4 separate regions of the Mus musculus genome follow, and regions 1, 2 and 3 are each linked to region 4. A link is a loop called in an ENCODE intact Hi-C map of the cell type or tissue named here. Cell type or tissue: gastrocnemius. All regions are shown on one strand. Region 1 overlaps Gm41531 (a long non-coding RNA gene). Region 2 overlaps Smoc2 (SPARC related modular calcium binding 2). Region 3 has its middle 14 kb from the start of 4930474M22Rik. Region 4 overlaps Smoc2 (SPARC related modular calcium binding 2).

Region 1 (2,500 bases), 56 kb after region 4:
TGAGAGTGCTTGTGGAGTCTGGGACCATCCAGACAGGGTGGCCTAGGGGCTGTGCTAGCCTTTTCAGAACTGATAAAGGAACAAGAAAACATTGTACTCTGACCATAATACTCTTGAAGAAGCAGAGAACTTTTAGGGTCTCAGCACCAAGGTTTGCCATTATCCAGCTCCACGGCCACTATGGGGATCAGTTTCCCTGCCTTGGGTCGTAAAGCCTTGAACACACCTGTACCTGAGATCCCAGTGCCATCTAGTGGTTCATAACCTGTTCCTGCAGGTGGCTAAGTGCTCAGCAGCAGAGGAAACAGCCCCACCCCACCCCCTAACTTGTTACAAACTGAGTTTTGTCACTCAGCACGACACATCAAAACTCCAACTCTTAGTTCCTGTGAATGTGAACGTAGCCAGGAATGGAGCTTTGGCTGATGCCAAGTTAAAATGAGGTCATAGAGGGGCCAGAATCAGGTTAGGGGACAAGAAGGAATGAGACACTAAATAGAGCACCTGTGTCCATTTCATCCTGTGTCCAGGATGCCTCTGCATTCAAACCACCCACCATTCTGGCATAGGAGGCTTAAGGTACATGTGCCAAAGCTATGGAGTGTTTCTGAAGTGATGTAGCTTTTTCCAACACTCAGGTAACAGGGACATTGGCCAGACCCAGTGATATTCAGCAGGTGTTTGCATCCAACCTCAGGGAAACTTGTGTCTTCTGCTCTGTCCACTTGCTCAGATTTTCTGGGCCAGCACCATGTTGACCGAGTGTGGCTTCTGCCTCTTTGTTTTGCCAGTGACAGAAAAGGAGGTCAGACACGCTTGCATTTTCTAACCAAAGTATTCATTACAAGCTGGTTTTGCAAAATAACAATTCATTTGAGTGGTACTTGTCTAAGTCACAAAATCCTGAACCACTGACCTTCAAGAACCAGAGAGGATGAAGAGGTCCTGAATCTTGCTGTCCAGCCTGCCCATTGCCAGCAGAACTCCTAGACCCAGCCACAGTTTGCCGAGGATATCTCAAACAGCCTCCATCTGGCTGCTCTAATCCTTCAGTGGACTTTACATCTGGGTCTATCTATGGCAAAGCAGATAGCTGCTCCCCAAGGAGGACCTCCCTGTGGTTTAGCAAACAGAACATTTGAAGCTAAGTGTGGAAAGCTTACAGGGACTGCTTCTCTTTTGTAACAGGCTAGGCACCACTCAAGACCAACTCTGAAATGAGCCAGAGGGCTTCATCCAGTGTGGGTCAAGGGTGCCCCCTGCTGGCACTACTTCTCAAGTTGGTCATTTCATGAGCAAGAGGTTGAAAGGACTCTAGGTCTCTCCAGGCTCCTGGTAGCCGTGTACCCACTTCTGAGCACTAGAGCACAAGCTACTGACCCACCTCCTGGTAGGAATGAGAAAGTCTGTGTTTATTCCTGTCAGTGTGGCATCTCAGGCACAACGCAGCCTTTGCACACTGTTTCGCTGCTCCTCGTGCCTAACATACACTGACATAAAAATATACAAGTCACAGGACCACACATACATTTCTATTATATCTACTGTACAGAGTCCTCTTAGATAGATGCTTCTGGAATTCATAGGGTGGGAACATCAATCTTGGCAGGGACCCCATGTGAACACCTTCAGAGTGTGTCACAACTGCTGCCCTGCTCATGAAAGTGTAGGCACATTGCGGTGTGTGCTCGTGACACCCAGTCCAATACGGCGCCTCTGTGCAGGACTGGGAGAGAGAACGCAGGCCCGTTTTCTTTCTCCTAACAAATTCTCTAACTTAAACTGTCTCTGAGGGTTCCCTGGTAATCCAGAAAGTCGGGTCAGAAGCGGCCATCTTCATCCAGAACTTCTCTGTTCTGATGCTTGCTTCTTTAGCTCGGATGCCCAGCCAGGCTGAGGCAATGCAGCAAGCTCTCCTTGGAGACTCCTACAGGGGAAAGCTTGCAGAGGAAGGAGGGGAAAGAGCGGGCGCTGTAGGGAGAAAGCCTGCAAGCCAAAAAGAAAAAGCTCACAATGAGAGAGACCTTACAGGAAGAAAGCATTTGCAGGGAGAGAAGGGGAGCTTGCAGAGAGGCAGGGGAGAAAGAGGGGGGGAGGGAGGGAGGGAGAGAGAGGAGGGGAGGGGAGGGGAGGGGAGGGCAGAGGGGAGGGGAGGGGAGGGGAGGGGAGGGCAGAGGGGAGGGGAGAGGGGAGGGGAGGGGAGGGGAGAGGGGAGGGGAGGGGAACTTTAGGGGCAGCCCATGCATGGATTAGAAATAAGGAGCCTTGAGTGGGCCCTGCTTTTTCTGCTCTCCTTTGCAATTTGGAGCAAGGGCAAGAGAAGAAAAAATGAAGATCAATTAATTCACCGTCTGCCTAAGGAGGAGCTGGGAGTGGCTGTCACAGCTAACTAAGGGTCACAGGGTTCTCTGTGTTCTGCCAGCTTTCTTCTGAAACCATTCATCACTCAGGCTCCGCACTTTGACACAGCTTTTGCCAAAATCTTGCAGAAAGTTAGAAA
Region 2 (2,500 bases), 81 kb before region 4:
CTGGTACTTAAGGAAGAAACCACAATAAATGGCTCCCTTCTCTGGCTGGGCTGGTGTCAGCCTAGGGATGAGACTGCAACTGGGCATGTCCATCAGTTCCCAGGGGAGGGTACTCTGACTGCTAAAAAGAGAAACTGCCTTGGGGCTAGAGAGATGGTTCAGCAGCTAAGAGTACCAGCTGCTCCTCCAGAGGATATGAGTTCAATTCCCAGTATCCACACAGATCACAACTCTCTATAACTTCATTCCCAAAGGATCGAGACCATCTTCTGGCTTTGGTTTAGTGGATGGAAGAAAGTGTGATACAGAGGAGGACAGCCATCTCAGCAGCCTTCTCAGTTTAGTTCAGGTTGAGCCTTTTTCTGAACCTCCATCAGGCAAACATGGAAACAGGAGCCTGAGGTTGTCCTGTTTGGCCCGATACCAGGGGAAAGTCTTCACAGAGGAAAGAAAGCGCCTGGCTTTCTACTCAGCTACAATCTAAACTGTTCTTGGGTTCTCCGGGAATAGAATTACGCATGTTGATTTCACCATTTCAGAGCCATCTGGAGGAGTGCTGGGTTTGACTATGTAAGGATGTTCATTAGCCAACTCAGAACACTTCTGCCAGGGCTGCTTCTCCTCTATGATAGAAGTGTGCATGGAGCCAAGCCGGCAGCTGGTAGGAGCCAACTGGTACCCTGAGTGATGCATGCAGAAGGAGCCAGAGGCTCAAGTATATAGGAAGATCACCCCCAAGGAAGGCTGCTCAAGAAAAAAGTACACCCTGTCTACCTACACACAGGACAATGGATTACCATAGCAAAACCCAGGAATAGAGGTTCTAGCTCAGCCACACAGCTTGTGCTTGCTTCCAAACCTAAGGCTGCTCCTCCCCATGAGATGCCCCCCTTCATCTCGGCTTTCTGGGTCCTCCAGTGTCTTGAGGACAGAGATGTTGACTACTAGAATAACATTTAATGTCATAGAATTGTTACAATATTCAAACCAGGAACTCCAAGGACGATGGCTCCAGTCCAGCTAGAAAATGGCTGGGATGGGTTGGACTTGGTCCTGATGAAGCCATAGCCATTCGAGCAATTGCGCTTTGCTTCTGCCCTTGAGATCTAGGCTGACTAGGGCCTCCCATGGAGTGCCAGTTGTAACACTCGAATAACTGGGGAAATGATTTAGGGAACACTCCAATGCTCACCCAGGCACCTGGGATAGAATTAGAGAAGGAAGGTAGCAACTCTGAGAGAAAAGATGTTTGCATATTTATAAGTCTGGGGGAGGTTCTGTCAAATAGCTACTGATGGGTGTCCACCAGACACATTCACCCACTCAGAAATACCACCTCCCCCTCCCCAGCATACAATACAAGTACTAGTTCCTGCTGGTATTCAGGGAGAACATAACTGTGTATTTAGACTGACAGAAAACATAAGCAAACCATGAATAACATTGATACTCTTGCCTTACACATTCATTCATTCTCTCTCTCTCTCTCTCTCTCTCTCTCTCTCTCTCTCTCTCTCTCTCTCTCTCTCTCTCTCTTTCTCTCTCTCTCCCTCCTTCCCTCCCCCTTCCCTATTTTAAATATACATTGATGTTTTGTCTGTATGAGGATGCCAGATACCCTGGAACTGAAGTTACAGACAGTTGTGAGCTGTCATACCAGTGCAGGGAACTGAACCTATGTCCTCTCTCTGGAAGAGCAGCCAGTGCTCTTAACCACTGGGCCATCTCTCCAGCCTTCACATATTCCTCTCTTTAAATGACATTTTCTAGATACAAATATTTACATTCTATAGAAAGCTATTTGAGGCATCTAGCTTCCTTGGCTTCTTAAATATTTAACCTCTCTGGCCAAAGCCAGCAGCAAGAAGTGGTCCAAATATTCGTTCCTAGAGTTGACCCCTTCTCTGCTTCATACTTGATGGCCCTTGACTGATAACAATAAGCTTTCCCTCTTATGGCCAAAACAACTCTTCTTAAGCAGCAGGAGCACAGAGAACAGAGGACAGAATTCCTGTGTGACAGTCACACTCAGACTGTGACATTGAGTTTAACAAGAGCTGAGCCCATAGAAAGAATCTTGGGGGGCAGGTTCCACTTTGCTGGCTGCATAACCCAACCATCTCTCCTCCAGCTCCCAAGGGGATGCAGTTTACCTTGTGGAGGTCCCGGGAATGGGCCGTCCAGTGTCCACTAGCACACACCAGCAGTATCCGGTGGATGGATGGCATTGCACTGGCTTGTAGAGACCACCATGTGCACACTCGGGGATCACTACATTGTCATTCTTGGGCTGCTTGGCTTCCTCAAGAGCTGACTGATGCTCCTGATCACAGGAGGATGCTGCAGGGGTAGGAAGAAACAGGGAGTGAGCAGACACACGGAGCCAGCATTGGAGTCCAGTGACCAGTCACAGCTAAATGATGCTGTGTGCTGTCCTAGCACTACAGTGAGAACCAGGCCTAAGAACAGACAAGTGATCCTGTCCTCAGCCCCCTGTTGT
Region 3 (2,500 bases), 120 kb before region 4:
TGTGTGTGTTTCTCAACCATGTAAGATCTCAGATAGAAATTGATTATCTTCTAGAAGCAAAGATAACTACTACCAGAGCCTGACTGGGCTGGCTCCTCTGTCTCTGTCTCCAACATCTCTGAGGCCTCATATGCAGTTTTTTTGTTTGTTTTGTTTTGTTTTCAGATCTTGCCTAAGTTTATTTGTAAGAACAGCATAGGACACTGGTCATCTGCAAATAGTGTGTGGATAGGTGTGTCACAGCAGTCCGTCTGTCTTCACACTGGCAGGAGCCTTTTCTATGGGGCCTTCACAGGGGCCTGGGCACCTTTGGTAGCCTGGGCTGGAGCTGAAGCCTGGGTCTTAGCTGGAGCTTTGGCCCCTGCCTTAGCTTGAACCTTAGGCTTCGGTTGACAGAGCCTCTGACTCTTGGCCATGTAGCTTCGAATCTGCTTCCCAAGCTTGGGGTGATCGATGAAAGCCAGGTGGCTGAGTTTGCGGCTGGGGCCCTTTGGCATCTTGGGCTTGACGGCCTGAGGCTTCAAAAGGGCCTTGATGGACTCTGCGCATGCGTGCTCTCACTGCCTTTGCGTTGTTGGCCTGCATCTTCTTCAGGCCTTTCTTGTTGTGCTTCTTTTCCTCGGGAACTTGCGGTCAGCCCCCTTAAGAGATTTGTATCTTTGCGACCGGGATTTCTTGATGCCATTTCTGTGCCATTTGTGGGACTGGTTCTGTGTGGTGTGGTTCTTGGACTTGGCCATGTCTGCACGGTAACCCACTGCTCCCGCCGTGCCTGGCTCATACGCAGGTCTTGAGCAGGTGAGCTCAACTGTGTCAGCCAAAGCGGCTTTACCACAGTGCCAATGCAGCCCAAACTGACCTAAGAGATGAAGGAAAATGTGCTCCTAACACGTCCTGTGAGGTGGACAGGTGAGCACTGCTGACTCTCAACAACAATTGACCTGGCAGTGTGTTCTCTTTGAAGGGGATCAGCCTGACCTGGAAGAAGATGCTGAGGTGACTGGTGGCCTCCTCTGCTCATGGTCCCCACAGGATGACTGGATGCAAGGCCTCTCTCTTCTGACACTCTGGGGCTTACCTTGCCCTGTTCACGTGGAAAAACGGCAAGGCACCAGTGCTGCCTGTTAGCAGGACCCAGTGCTCATGGTGGAAGGCTGTATGTGCAAACACATGACAGCACATGAAGACAAATGTACCTGCCACTTCGGAAGGGTGACCAAGCTTGCTATGCTCATGTCTACACTGACACACACAATGCATTATCCTTTTGGGCATGAGAACTCTTCTTTGGGGGTGGACATGACAAAAAAATACAACCAGTATTTAATGTGCCTTTGGACATTACTGGATAACTCTCGACTCCATTGTTGTTGGTGTTCACTAAGATGCTTCAACAGGAGTAGCAACCATAGTATTTCTTTCACTTGGACTGTGTGAAAAGTGAAAGAAAGAGTGAAATGCTAAGAAATGTGATTTTTTTTTTGTGCTTATTTTTCATTTTATGTTCTGTGTTTGTATATTTTGCCTGCATATATGTGTAGGTGCCTAGTGCCTGCAGAGGCCAGAAGAGGGCATTAAGTCCCCAGAAACTGGAGTTATGCGATTGTATACCAGTGTGTAGTTGCTGCATATCAGTCTCTGATCCCCTGGAAGACTGAGAACTCTTAAGCCCCGAGCTATCTCTCTGACCACAAGCAATGAGGATATTTTATTTCATTAAAATGTTTGAGTACTTTTAAAGAATATAAAAGTTCACCAGAAATGTAAAGTGTATTTAAACCATAGCTCCATCGCTCTGCATTGGGCTTCACTTTGCAGTAGTTGTCTGTGGGTCTCCTCTCTGCTGATTCTGTTCATGCATAAGAGCAGATTGGGAACTAGCTCCAGACCATAGGAGCCATTTCTCAGAGTCACCTGGAATGCTCAGTGCATGTCTTCTGATTCTTATCAGAGTGTAGGTGAAGGTTGAGGTTCAAGTTCCAGAAGTGCATGGTGTGTGCTCTGGCTACTGTGTTCCCAGTGTCACATGTGAAGGGGTCAGTGCTGAGGCCAGAGGTCATCTGGTTCATGCCCATCCATGGCAAATGGGACATGTCCAGCTCCTGACTGGGACGGACTACAAACCTCCTCACCATATTGGATCCTGAAAAGAGGTGCTTTTGAGACTCCTTCTGTCTCCTATCTCCCCACACTGGGAAGAACTAGAAGAACTTAGAAGGATGTCCAAGGTGATAATGGTTCTCAGCAATGTGAGTTCCCAGCTCCAGGATGGCTTGAGGCTCATAGGACCTGTTCTCCACCCGTGATACCCCTCCATTGTGCTCCAGACCCAAGTCATAAAGCTGGCTTTGCTGTTGCATGAACCCTCATCACTGGGCCCTAAGCATTGTGGGGCTCCACGGTCATAGTAGGCTTTCACTTCAGATGGAGACTGATGGTAATATTGGGAAGATGACAGAAAGGATGGATAGGGAATCATGCTCAGAGGTATGGAGCACTC
Region 4 (2,500 bases):
TTTCAAAAGTAACAGAAAGAAAAGGGGGCAGGGACCAATAGAAATGGTGACATAGATTTGAGTGAGGGCATTAGTGTTTGGTTTTTTTTTTTTTTTAATTTTCTTGTGGTTTTTGGATAAAAGAAATGTAAATGGATTTTGACCCAGATGCCATCTGTAAGAATATACACAAGAGTGCATCTCATCAGGGCATCTGTTTAGAATGTATCTAACAAGAACAATGGTCCCAATGAGCATGTTGCTAAGAAAACACAGAGCAGAGCTGAGTATGTGGCTCAGTGGCCCTATGGTGGTGCATGCCTTTAATCCCAGCACTTGGAGGCAGAGGCAGGCAGATTTCTGAGTTCGAGGCCAGCCTGATCTACAGTGAGTTCCAGGACAGCCAGGGCTTCACAGAGAAACCCTGTCTCAAAAAAAAAGGGGGGGGGGAGGAGAAAGTGTCTAGTAAGAATATCTATACGGAAGTATTTGACAAAAATATAGCCAAAGAGGGTGTGTTCAAGGAACTGGAGAGATGGCTCAGGCTAAGAGAAAGTACTGCTCTCCCAGAGGACCACTCCAGCACTTCAGCACCCGTATCAGCCAGCTCACAACTGTCTGTAACTCTGGCCATACAAGCACCTGTGCCTCCTGCCTCCTGCCTCCTGCCTCCTGCCTCCTGCCTCCTGCCTCCTGCCTCCTGCCTCCTGCCTCCTGCCTCTCCCTTTCCCCCTCCCTCTCCCTCTCTATAAATATATCTCTAATAAGGGTGTGTCTCAATGGAAATCAAGCCAGTAGTTCACCTTCCATGAATCACATTTAAACACTTGCTGAACTACAAAGGGAGCAAACCCTTGTTGCAGTGCTGGCCACAGGACAGTGATCTGCTTGCTGTAGCTAGTTTTCTTTTACTATAGGTTAAAATTCATTTTAAAAATGTCACATTTTAGAGCTTTACTGTGAAGAGAATGGATACAATATTAACTTAGCAAACAAAATAACTCTACTCACTGCTTTACAATTAATGGGGTAGTTAAGTTTGCAACAGAAACAAAACAGAAACCCCAGAACATGCCAGCCTCCTGTTACTCCCCCCAGCCTGGCTTGTTTTAAAGACAAATTTCTACCCCTATCTGATATTTGGGTGTAACATGAGTTTGACACAAATGTCCCAGACTTCTAAATAAAGCTATTAGAAGTATCAAATACAGTGCCTCTGCTTTTTAGTTCTCTCACTTGGGACTTTGTGCCTTGAGTCAAATGTCTGAGGCTGGAAAGACTGAGCTCAATCAGAGCAGAAGATGCCTCTGTAGATGGAAGCTGCGATGGGGCTGTGGTGTCTGAAACACAGCTCATGCCCTTGGGCGCCCTCCTGTGGCAGACTTGGGAAACATTAGAAGCACCTTCCAAAGGGCGGAGGGCTAGGTTGGTACTGCCAAGAGATTGCACCTGGCTGTGTCTCTCTGGGAGGGTGGAAAGGTGGGAGAGAAGCCAAGAGTACAGAAAGGGAACTCACAGCTCCACCTGGATTATGTCTATGAATAGAAAGATCTGTCTTTGGCAACTCTACCCAAAAGATAAACCTTTTAAGAGTGAGACACTGATTGGCACAGCACCTATCTGTGTATCCGCTCAAGAAAGAACTTGAGCGTGTGCGTTCAGGTCACAGCTATTGCTCACTTTCCTTACCCGCAGGGGGTTTCCAAACTCCAAGCTGCACACAGCCAGGACATATATTTATAGTCATCTGGTAAGGAGAGGGTGAGGGCAAGTGTGATAGCATCTGGAGGAGCTCAGAAAGCTGAAAGAACACTACAGAGAGCAAAGACAGTTTGGTTATTAGTGCAGGTATCTCGATTCCATGTACAGAAGGCCTCGTGCTGCCCCTCAGAAGGGGTAGGGGTGACGTGAGGAGGGCTGCAATCACAATTCACACCCATGAACAGCCTGGGCTGGTCACACAGCCTCAACTACTACTAGTGGCCTAGTGCGACTCGGGGATCCGATTTAGCATTTTATAAATGACCACAGTTAAATCATGGGAAGGCTGGAAGCTGTGATTTTTCCAAGTCTCCTGAGGCTTTATCCAGGGACACTGAGTTAAGCAGCCAATGAAAACCAGATGAGCTTCACCTGGTGGAACGAGCCTTGGACAAGCACAACCCGGGAGCTAAGGAAGCCCCTCTGCATGAAAAACCAGAAGCACCCGGCATGGGCGTCACCCAAAGGGGATTTCCAACCTGAAATAAGACACCCAAGTACAAACGCCTGTGATCGGCACTGATAAAGTATTCCTGTGACAGAAAGGTTTACAAACAAAAACACAGCTAAGGGCGACTGGTTAGAATCTCAGGAAGTCATTAGGCGTAGTAGGCAGCCACCAGCATACATCGTAGTTCAAAGTTGTGTTTATGTCAGTGAATTTTGGCACACTTGTCTTGTACGGACGGACGGTCACATGTATTAGATGGCCAGTAACCCTTTTGTGGGGGGCCAGTGGGGGAAAACAGTAAGGGTCACT

What was found. Peaks named below come from ENCODE experiments on the same cell type or tissue, not always from the same donor. Only the 100,000 strongest peaks of a DNase experiment are listed, where the experiment ranks them.
Region 1: it touches region 4 in a loop (9-fold over the local background); 14 of 42 quality-filtered maps call a loop at or near these places.
Region 2: a loop joins it to region 4, with 1.8 times the contacts of the local background. A loop is called at or near these places in 2 of 42 quality-filtered maps.
Region 3: it touches region 4 in a loop (12-fold over the local background); 3 of 42 quality-filtered maps call a loop at or near these places.

What each region holds. Positions count from the first base shown.
Region 1 is chr17:14,231,597-14,234,096 of GRCm38, reverse strand. All of the region lies in intron 1 of Gm41531 (a long non-coding RNA gene), which reads right to left. Among named protein-coding and RNA genes, the nearest start is that of Gm41531, 6.8 kb to the right of the region's middle. In gastrocnemius, CTCF peaks have their summits at 251 (motif pointing left) and 1,260 (motif pointing left); a DNase peak (open chromatin) is centred at 1,259.
Region 2 is chr17:14,368,748-14,371,247 of GRCm38, reverse strand. It overlaps Smoc2 (SPARC related modular calcium binding 2), which reads right to left. Exons shown (of 13, transcript NM_022315.2): 8 at 2,154-2,340. Among named protein-coding and RNA genes, the nearest start is that of 4930474M22Rik, 29 kb to the left of the region's middle. In gastrocnemius, no CTCF peak of the experiment used is centred here; DNase peaks (open chromatin) are centred at 624 and 1,016.
Region 3 is chr17:14,411,730-14,414,229 of GRCm38, reverse strand. No RefSeq gene overlaps it. Among named protein-coding and RNA genes, the nearest start is that of 4930474M22Rik, 14 kb to the right of the region's middle. In gastrocnemius, a CTCF peak has its summit at 1,549 (motif pointing right); no DNase peak of the experiment used is centred here.
Region 4 is chr17:14,287,270-14,289,769 of GRCm38, reverse strand. All of the region lies in intron 1 of Smoc2 (SPARC related modular calcium binding 2), which reads right to left. Among named protein-coding and RNA genes, the nearest start is that of Gm52280, 8.0 kb to the right of the region's middle. In gastrocnemius, a CTCF peak has its summit at 1,357 (motif pointing left); a DNase peak (open chromatin) is centred at 1,356; H3K4me3 peaks cover 170 bases; H3K27ac peaks cover 737 bases.